Regions from separate parts of the Homo sapiens genome. Here regions 1 and 3 are each linked to region 2. A link is a contact called in ENCODE Hi-C or POLR2A ChIA-PET data. All regions are on one chromosome and are shown on one strand. Each heading gives the region's core, a stretch centred on a gene start or an enhancer-like site at or near the end of the contact. The rest is flanking DNA. Distances are from core to core; before and after follow the strand shown. Region 1 has its middle 20 kb from the start of ARAF. Region 2 holds the start of UBA1 (ubiquitin like modifier activating enzyme 1). Region 3 holds the start of SLC9A7 (solute carrier family 9 member A7).

Region 1 (3,090 bases), core at 363-2,862, 350 kb after region 2:
TGGTCTCATACTCCTGAGCTCAGGCAATCCACCTGCCTTGGCCTCCCAAAGTGCCAGGATTACAGGCATGAGCCACCACGCCCAGCCAGGGAAAATATTTTTATAATTGACAAATTAGAAGTCACGAAAAAAAAGCAATGAATTAGGCCCCCCAAAATTTTAATTCTTTGCATGTGCTTTGGAACATTTTGCTGATCTTATACCAAGATAATTTTTTTAAGGAAAATGAGATCAGTGAGTACTTACTGCTCTGCAAGCTATTTTTATTCACTTGGCAGTAAAATAATGGCATCTTTCCAAGTGAGTGCATTTGTTTTAATGGATGTATTAGTATCTCATTATATAAAAGTCTATATTTAGATATTACCCTCTTCTCTTTTGTTAATATCTTAACTAACTAGGTTATATGAGGAGCAAAGAATGAGCCTACACCCAGCACCTAAACCAATGGTTTCATGACATTCTCTGCTCCAACATGTGGCTAGAGACAAGTGATTCTGAGAAGAAAACTGCCAAATCACAGAACAAGTTTACACTACTCCAGGTGGATAGGAAGTTTAATATTTAAAAAAAAAAACAGGCTGGGTGCGGTGGCTCATGGGTGTATCCCAGCACTTTGGGAGACCAAGGACAGAAGATGACTTGAGCCCAGGAGTCTGGGACCAGCCTGGGCAACATAGGGAGATCCTCGTCTTTACAAAGATAATAAAAAATATTAGCCAGGCATGGTGGTGCACGCCTGTAGTCCCAGCTACTGGTGGGGGAGCTGAGGTGGTGGTGGGGCTGCAGTTGGTGGGGGGGATGATGAGGTGAGAGGATGGCTTGAGCCTGTGAGTTCAAGCCTGCAGTGAGCTATGATAGCGCCACTGCACTCCAGTCTAGGTGACAGAGCGAGATCTTGTCCCAAAATAATAATAATAATAATAATAAAAACAAATAAAAAACAAAAGTTCATTTAGATTTTGAAGATAATAAACGTATGAATATTTAAAATTACACAGTTTTGCTTTCCAGAGTGATGATAAAAGTGTACCATTTGAGTCACTAACTCTTTTTTTTCTTTTTAAGAGAGTCTCGCTCTGTCTAGCAGGATGCAGTGCAGTGGCACGATCTCAGCTCACTAAAACCTCCGCCTCCAGGGTTCAAGCAATTCTCTTACCTCTCAACCTCTCGAGTAGCTGGTATGACTGGTGTGCACCACCACCCACCTCAGCCTCACACAGTGCTGGGATTACAGGCGTGAGCCACTGTGCCCGGCCCATTTTAGTCATTAACTTTTAAAAATAAACTTCACACAGCAGTACATCTCAGATGTTTATAACAAAAAGGAGGGTGGATGTGTGTGTGGGGGGTGAGCTTTCTAATTTGACCACGTCAATATTGTATCTGCCAAGCAGTTTCCAACTTGTATCAAGTCAAATGAGTACTTAGTTGTTTTCTTTAGTTCTTAGAATATTTCCCCTACATTCTCCATGGCTCGGTTCTTTCCAGAAAATTCCCTGGATGGAATTTTCCACATAGCCCAGCAGAGGGCCCTGTATTCTGAGCCACAGTCAGGCATACACAGAAGACACTGCAGACACCAATCAGCAAATCAGGAACGAGAATTCCTCTCCTCCCACACTCCAGCCAAAGGGCTCTCAGGTTCCAGTTGCAGCCGGTCAGCTAACAACTGACGGTGTCTGCACTTCCTTTTAGTCTAGGCGGCGGTAGAAATGGTTTCTAAGAATACCCAGTGGCTCTGGAAAACATTTCCATCATGTGAATGAGCCTGCGCGTATTTTATATTACAGCTTTTATTCCCCTCAGATTCCTATTCTCATTTTAAAATGTATTTAAAAGATATAGAGACATATAAAGCCTTCAGAGGAAAATGCATTAAAAAGGAATATATCACAATGGTAAACCATGATTACTACTAAAGAGATTATGGCTTATTTCACTCCATTCTTTAATTTCCCAGATTTTACACCATTATCGTGTTTCTTTTATTTTGAATATTCTCTTTTCAGAAAGAGAAAATATAGTTTGAAAAAGCGGCTGGGTGTGGTGGCTCATGCCTTTAATCCCAGCACTTTGGGAGGCCAAGGTGGGTGGATTATTTGAGGTCAGGAGTTCGGGACCAGCCTGGCCAACATGGTGAAACCCTCTCTCTACAAAAATACGAAACTTAGCTGGGTGTGGTGTCGGGCGCCTGTAATCCCAGCTACTCGGGAGGCTGAGGAACGAAAATTGCTTGAACCCGGGAGGCGGTGGTTGCAGTGAGCCGAGATCGCGCCACTGCACTCCAGTCTGTCTCAAAACAAACAAACAAACAACAACAAAAAGGCAAGAGACAGGAAGTAAATATATGCCCATCAAAAAGATTAAAAACACTTGGAGCAATTTTTAAAAATCTGTATTAAAAGAATTTTTAGAACATAAGTGGGTGCTTATGTGTAAAATAATATACAAGAAAGTAATTTATTTAGCCTATATATATATAACTGATCATTTTAACCCTTGTAGCCAAAAAGTAGAAGCACCCACTTATGTGCAGAGGGTACAGATATCTTTTCCAGAAAGAAATGAAAAACACTGCACCATGAAGTGCCGTTATTTTTATCTTGATTTCAAGGAAGAGAAGACCCTGTCTGATGACTTTCTGTCATTAAAGTATATTTTGAATGAAAGGATCATTTACCCATTTATTCCACAAATATTTAGAGATTCAGATACTTTTCATACCATGAACTCCCCAACCCTCCGAAGAAAAAGGGACCTCATCTAGATCACAAGCCCCTCTTCTTAGGAAACTGGAACTGTTACTATCACTCCAACCCCAGCTGTCACTTGGCTAAGCCCCACTCATTCTTTAGTCCTCCAACTATTCTTCAGGGAGACCTCATCTCCTTGGACCTTAACTGGCCTCTGCCCTCTGGGCATTGCCTTCCTCAGTACCCGTGGATGGGCCCAGTCATCAAACCCATTGCAGACACGGAGGGCTTCTCTAAACTGTGAGTACAAGGAAGGGCCAGGAAACCCTTGAGCCAAACCTGCTGACATGGAAGTCCTATGTACATATATGTAGACATACAGAATAAGTATGTT
Region 2 (3,024 bases), core at 168-2,667:
CAGTGGCCCAAGTTGGGGGTTTCTCTAGTGGCTGAGTATTCATAACTAATTTTATATTAATGTAAATATATATTTACATATCTTAACATATTACTTTTATATTAATATATAATATTTTAAAAATTTAACAGTGCCTTGTGCCAGCAATGTTCTAAGGCTCATCCCATAATTTATATTCTCTGATTTTCTTTTGTTTGAGACGGAGTTTCTCTCTTGTCGCCCAAGCTGGAGTGCAATGGCGCGATCTCGGCTGACTGCAACCTCTGCTTCCCGAGTTCAAGCGATTCTCCTGCCTCAGCCTCCCCAGTAGCTGGGATTACAGGCGCCCGCCAACATGCCCAGCTAATTTTTGTATTTTTAGTAGAGACAGGGTTTCACCATCTTGGCCAGGCTGGTCTCCAATTCCTGACCTCAGGTGATCCACCCGCCTCGGCCTCCTAAAGTGCTGGGATTACAGGCGTCATCTGATTTTCATAATAACACATTACTATCCTCATTTTACAGTTGTGGAAACTGAGGCACCTGCCAAAGACATGTAGTGAGTTTGGGTTTGATTGGACCAAGGCAGCCCTTGTTCCTGAGGCGGGGAGAATGGAGGGAGGCGTGGAGAGGGGAGGTGGGGGCAGGGAGTACACGTCCCCTGGGTTTTCTGGTGGCACTGCAGTGACATCTTTCATTATTCATGAACAGGAAGGCGTGCTCACTTTGCCTTGGCTATAGCATCGTAATCCCTATTTGCTGGGCAGGGCAGTCTTGGGTGTTTCTTCGCCTTATGCATAATTCATAAATTGGGTGGAACCTTTCTTGACCTCTCTGAGTTTCCAGGTTGAGCTACTGCAGCAGCATAATTCATTATTCAGGACCTGGGAGAGTGTGTTTTCCCTGCAGCAGCCCCATTTCCCTGCTTACAGTGTATTAGATGCAGCAATAGGCGGGCGTGCCCCTTTTATTCCAACCCACTGGGCCTCATGCATTATTCATGAGTAAGTTGTGGCCTGGGTCTCCTTGGCTTCCGGGCCCCTGCAAGATCATCATTATTCATGAATGGGGGTGTGTGGCTTCCATGTTTTAACATCTGCTTTCTGGTTGCTGGTTGTTAGTCTACCAACCACTCAACTTCATGCATAACTTATAATCAGGAAGCATGGCCTTAACGGTTTTTCTTCGCTTCCTTGACAGCCTGGCTGCAACAATTCATTCATTAGTCGCATTCCATGAGGCGTGGCCTCTGTTTTACCTGTTTTCGTTGTTACTGCCACAATGTCCACCAGGTGGTGCTGTTCCACTTCTAACCGAATGAATCGCAACCGAGTAGGGAACTTTATGCATGATTCATAAGTAGGCGCGGCCCGCTTGCATCCGGGTTTCTGGGGGTGGGGCCCAAGGTTTTGTTCCGGCCCCAGGCTCAGCGTCCGCCATCTTGTGTCGGCGGCTCGGCTGTAAGGAGGTGGCAGGGACAACCACAACCACAACGGCCGGGGGAGGAGAAGGCGGCAGCGGCGATTCTAGGCGGCCCAGGCGGCGGGGAGGAGGAGAAGGAGGAGGGTGGCGGCCGGGCTTGGCTTCGGCTCCTTGAGGAGTTGGCGGCGGCGCGACCCGGGGAACCGGCATTGGTAAAAAAACGTCCTTTCACTGCGCCTCGCCCTGGGCAGGGGTTTCGGGGAGGCACTGGAGGGCCCTGAGCCACGCTGCTGTCGGGGCGGGCCGCGGTGACTCGGGAGCCAGGAATCAGCGGAGTAGGGAGGGGGAGCGGATCCTGGGGCGGGGCCGACTTTCCCCGGCCAGGACCACTCCGGCTCCCTCTGGTTGCAAAATCTGACCTTGGAGTCGGACCCCCAGGATGTGCTTTTAGAGACTCACGCCCAACATCTCTAGTCTGGGACCTGACTCCGTCCCGAACCTTGTATCTCAGATCAGAACTCTTCCCCAGTCTCCAATAGAGATTTACGTGGATCAGCATTGCTGATCAGAGCTCCTCACCATTGAATGCCGTTAAAGACCTGCCCCAGAATCTCCTTTGAGACACTTCCTAGCTTCTCAGTATTTGTCCTCAAGGCTTCCAGGACGGGCTAGATCTCGAAGGGGTCCATAGGCCCTTTATCTCTGTAAGAGAGTCCTCTTTAGCATTTTCCTTCAGACCCCCATCCCACACACATGCTAGCCGCGCTCAGAGCTTCCAGGGGTACTAGACCCTGTGAAAGGCCATTTGGGCCTGGCCTTTGTGTCGGGGGCCCCTCTTCGCCACACGTCAGGTCTCCTAACCCCACCCTGGCCCTAGCATCTTCCATCAGAGACTCTGCCCAGTATTTCTACTCAGAGACCCCTCTTACCATCTGCCTTGAGAGACTCTTCAATTCCTAGACTCTGTCCTTTGACACTTTCTCTACTTTTATGGAATTTCTCGCTTTTTATACTTCCAGTATTCAGAGACTACTGAGAGGCCTCAGCATCTTCCCCATCAGGCACCTTGAACCCCCAGAGCCTTCCAGTGCACCAGATACCAGGGAGGAACTGTTTGGATACATAATCCTCCATCAAAGAGCCCCTGCGAGCATCTGCTCTTGCAGATCCCGTTGGCTTCTAGCCCCTTCCATCAGAGACTCGCCTCCCCAACCCCACCCTAGACCCAGCCTCTGCCTTCAAAAACCAACCTGGGTTCTAGCTGCTTTTTTCACAGATCCCTTATCCTCACATCAGGCCTCAGAATCTGCCCTCAGATCGTTTCAAGGTCCCTAACGTCTGCAGTCAGGGGTTTTCAGCTTCTGCTTTCAGCCTCCTTGGACCCCAGGATCATTGTCAGATGTCCCTTCCCCCCACAGGCCTTCTTGTTTTCTTTTTCTTTTTCTTTTTTCCGAGACAGAATTGTTTCACTATGTCGTCCAGGCTGGAGTGCAGTGGCGCCATCTCAGCTCACTGCAACCTCCACCTCCTGGGTTCAAGCGATTCTCCTGCCTCAGCCTCCCGAGTAGCTGGGATTACAGGCATGCACCACCACGCCTGGCTAATTTTTTGTATTTTTAGTAG
Region 3 (3,031 bases), core at 191-2,690, 430 kb before region 2:
GCTTTAACACCACTGAATTACATTCAAAAAGAGAATACCTGACTCCACTTTGGAGTCATGGGCAGGGCGAGGGGGGAGGCAGGGGGCACAGAAGAGGAAGAGGGATGACTCAGATTATGGCTGACATCCATGTAATAAAGGGAGATTTGTACTGACCACTGTGCATGTAACACACTGTGTACCATTAAATCTAGAAAAGGATGGTAGCATCAGCCCACCCCTAACAACAAAAGATGGCTGACTCCGGAATTAAAACCACGACTTTTCCCCTTCATACATTCGGAAATGTATCTCAAACTCACTCCCTGTTACCGTCTTAGGAATACAAAAGCTCCTCTTCGTTTGAGAAAGCAAGTAACTGGGTATAACTTTCCACTCGGGACATAAGAGCAGGAGGCGTGCCTGTCTCCTCGTCCAGGCCTGACATGGTGGTGCCACCCACTCTGGGTCCTGGACCACTGCTCACCTTTCACCACACTTCATGCTCTGACTTTATCATTAAGAGACCTGGGAATGTGGACCTCAGGAGTGGGTACCCACCCAGGCTGACCATGGATGTGGCGTCCAAGAGGCCCCACTAACCCATACCCAAGCAAAGACACTTTCAGACTTCGTCCCCACTCCCTACTGTGGCCTGTCCCCTGAGGTGATGCAGTCACCTGGGAAGCCACCCACCTCCAGCCACCACGCAGGCACACACACCCTATCGAGCTCAACTGGAGCGGGAGGTGGTGGGTAAGAGGTTTGCAACAGAGACCGAACGGGGCAGACGGAACCGGACCACCTCTGTCCCTTTCATTTTCCTGGGTTCCCAATGCAGAAACGTGGAATAGGGGTGGAATTGTTTTTAACGGTAGCAGAGAGCCAGAAAATGCAGACAGTTGACCTTGGGAACCAACACCGTCGCAGCGGGAAACGTAAAAGAAACGGAACACGTTGGCAAGTGAAGGGGGAGCACCGCGCGGCGCCAGGAGGAGCGCGGCGGCCGAGGGGTGTGGAGGGCGGGGGGTGTAACAGGGGTGCTCACCATAGATCATGGCCAGCCCGGTCTCGTGCAGAAAGCGCACCCGGCGGTGCTTGAAGAGCCAGATGGTGAGGATGGTGAGCGTGAGCAGCAGGATGAAGGTGAGCAGGCTCACGCTGTCTTGCCGGTGGCTCTCCTCCGCCTCCTTCTCAGTAGCGAGCTCCTCCATGGCGCTGCTGTCCTCCGCCGCCGCCCCAGAGGAGGAGGCCGAGGCCGCGGCCGCGACTCGCAGCCCCCAACCCAGCAGCAGCGGCAGCAGCAGCAGCCGCGGCGGCGGCGCCCCGGTAGCCCGACCCGAGCCAGGGCGCGCCGCGTCACCAGGCTCCATGGTCCCGGGGCCCCCCGCGCCTCCTCCGAGCGGGGACCAGCAGCCCGCGCCGTCGGCGGGTTCTGGCAGCACCGCGGACCTGCCGGAGTGGCCGTGGCCGCTGCAGCTCCTCCTCCTACTCGCGCCGGGCCGGGGCTGCGCCCGGGGCCGCGCGGGGGAGGGGCGCGCGCAGTGCGCAGGATCCCCAAGCACCGCCCCCCGCCCGCGCACCTGTTCGTCCCCCGGCCGCGCCACGCCGCACCGCCCCGCGGGCCAACCGAGCCACCCAGGCGGGGCCGGGTGTTGCCCTCGGGTCTGCGGGCCGGCCGCCGGCTGCTTGCCTCTCTGCGCTTCTCACCCCGTCCTGGCGCACCTGCCCAGGCAGTCTGGGGTCGTGGGGCCAGTTCATGGGCAGCCGCCGCCGCACTTCCGAAAGGGGACGCCAGAGGTCGCCGGCGCCTAGCGGGAGCATCGGCTTGGAGTGACTAGCCTTGCGGTCTCGAGTCCCGTCTCTGGCGCCACGGCGAAGTGTTTAATCTCAGGCCAGTGTGCAGCCGCCCTGGGCCCAGTAAAGTGGGGGCTGTCAGTGAACCGAGCAGCCCCGAAGCCACGTTAGCCCCTACACCTCTCTTTCCTCATCTCTCAGGTTGCCCTTCCAGCCCCAGAATCTGCTAGGTTTCATTCAAACCTCTGTTCTCATCAGACTCAAATGTGAGGACTGATAAGGAGTTGGAATCGGGGGAGGGCATTGAAGTATCTCCTTCCTCACTTGAGGGAATAGACTTCGTCTGCGCTGTGCTACTAATCCCCTTGGGGAATAGGGTTGAACCAGAAGGAACTGAACGCTTGCCATTCCTGGTAGATGAGCAGTAGCTGGTCCTAAGGTGGTGGTGGGGGGTGGGGGTTACCCTGATGACCCTTTCTTTTATGTTGCTCACCTGGTAGCTCAGAGAGTCTTTTAATGACTCTTAAGACCAAACCCAGCTCTGAACAAAATTATGGCGTGGACTCTGAAGGATGAAGCCTCTTGGAACAAATTCTCAGGAAAACTAGAATCTTCAATCCACCTTGCTCCTCTGGTCAAGGAAGAAACAAGATCAGATTAATCACTGAGTTCCCAGTGCTTAGCACTGTACTCATGTGTTTATTGAACCACTCTGAAATCTCTACCAAAACTGCCCATGTTTTCGCTCCCAGGGGAGTTTGCATTTTTAAGAGGATTCATTGAAGAAGGTGATGCTTAACCAAATGAAATAATAGGGTAGAGGTAGCATTAGGTAAGAAAACTCTTTGGAGTACTGCAGCCTTCCTGGTTCCCCTGTAGGTGAGCACTCTGCCAAAGCTGTTTAGTGGTTTCTTTAAAGCAGGGAAATCTCTTCATCTACATTTTAGCTAGCCCCTTTCCCAACTCCTCTAGGCAGTCACTCAGCCCCTGCAAACATCCGTATACCTTGAAGTTCCACACAGGTTTCCAATAAAATTGCAAATACTTAAAACCTGGATGGGCACTGTGTTGGTCATAATATTATGCCCCTTTGGGTGCCCAGTACTCAAGGACAGAATTTCTCTCTTTAGAAAAGGGCAACTCAGGAGCTACCTTAAAAGTACAGACTTCTTAGTATTTGTGGCGGATTGTATTTTTTAAAAAGATGGCCACAATCATATTTCCAATCCCAGAACCTTACCATCCCCCATCAAGA

Evidence for each region. Hi-C counts contacts between places; a loop is a spot of excess contacts on that map. ChIA-PET counts read pairs that join two places held with the same protein, here RNA polymerase II (POLR2A). Pooled maps may share reads with other maps.
Region 1: a pooled map shows a loop between it and region 2 (3-fold over the local background). The contact joins the enhancer-like site here to the promoter of UBA1 in region 2. A Hi-C loop is called at or near these places in 3 of 37 single-sample maps with no recorded cell type and 10 of 50 pooled maps. POLR2A ChIA-PET finds 5 or more read pairs at or near these places in 6 of 52 experiments (A549, CD4-positive, alpha-beta T cell, GM10248 and 3 more).
Region 3: a map of naive thymus-derived CD4-positive, alpha-beta T cell shows a loop between it and region 2 (8-fold over the local background). The contact joins the promoter of SLC9A7 here to the promoter of UBA1 in region 2. A Hi-C loop is called at or near these places in 1 of 168 maps with a recorded cell type or tissue (naive thymus-derived CD4-positive, alpha-beta T cell), 1 of 37 single-sample maps with no recorded cell type and 8 of 50 pooled maps.

Annotation. Positions count from the first base shown.
Region 1 is chrX:47,539,724-47,542,813 of GRCh38, forward strand. No RefSeq gene overlaps it. Among named protein-coding and RNA genes, the nearest start is that of ARAF, 20 kb to the right of the region's middle. RefSeq lists an enhancer at 1,467-1,761. Within about 2 kb of position 1,613, at least 18 of the 41 ENCODE cell types and tissues checked have a DNase peak (open chromatin) inside an H3K27ac peak, as active enhancers do.
Region 2 is chrX:47,192,412-47,195,435 of GRCh38, forward strand. UBA1 (ubiquitin like modifier activating enzyme 1) reads left to right here and starts at 1,418. Exons shown (of 26, transcript NM_003334.4): 1 at 1,418-1,613. RefSeq lists silencers at 1,258-1,446, 1,541-1,690 and an enhancer at 1,321-1,500.
Region 3 is chrX:46,757,678-46,760,708 of GRCh38, forward strand. It overlaps SLC9A7 (solute carrier family 9 member A7), which reads right to left and starts at 1,441. Exons shown (of 17, transcript NM_001257291.2): 1 at 1,028-1,441. The coding sequence starts at 1,352. RefSeq lists silencers at 1,213-1,352, 1,373-1,722.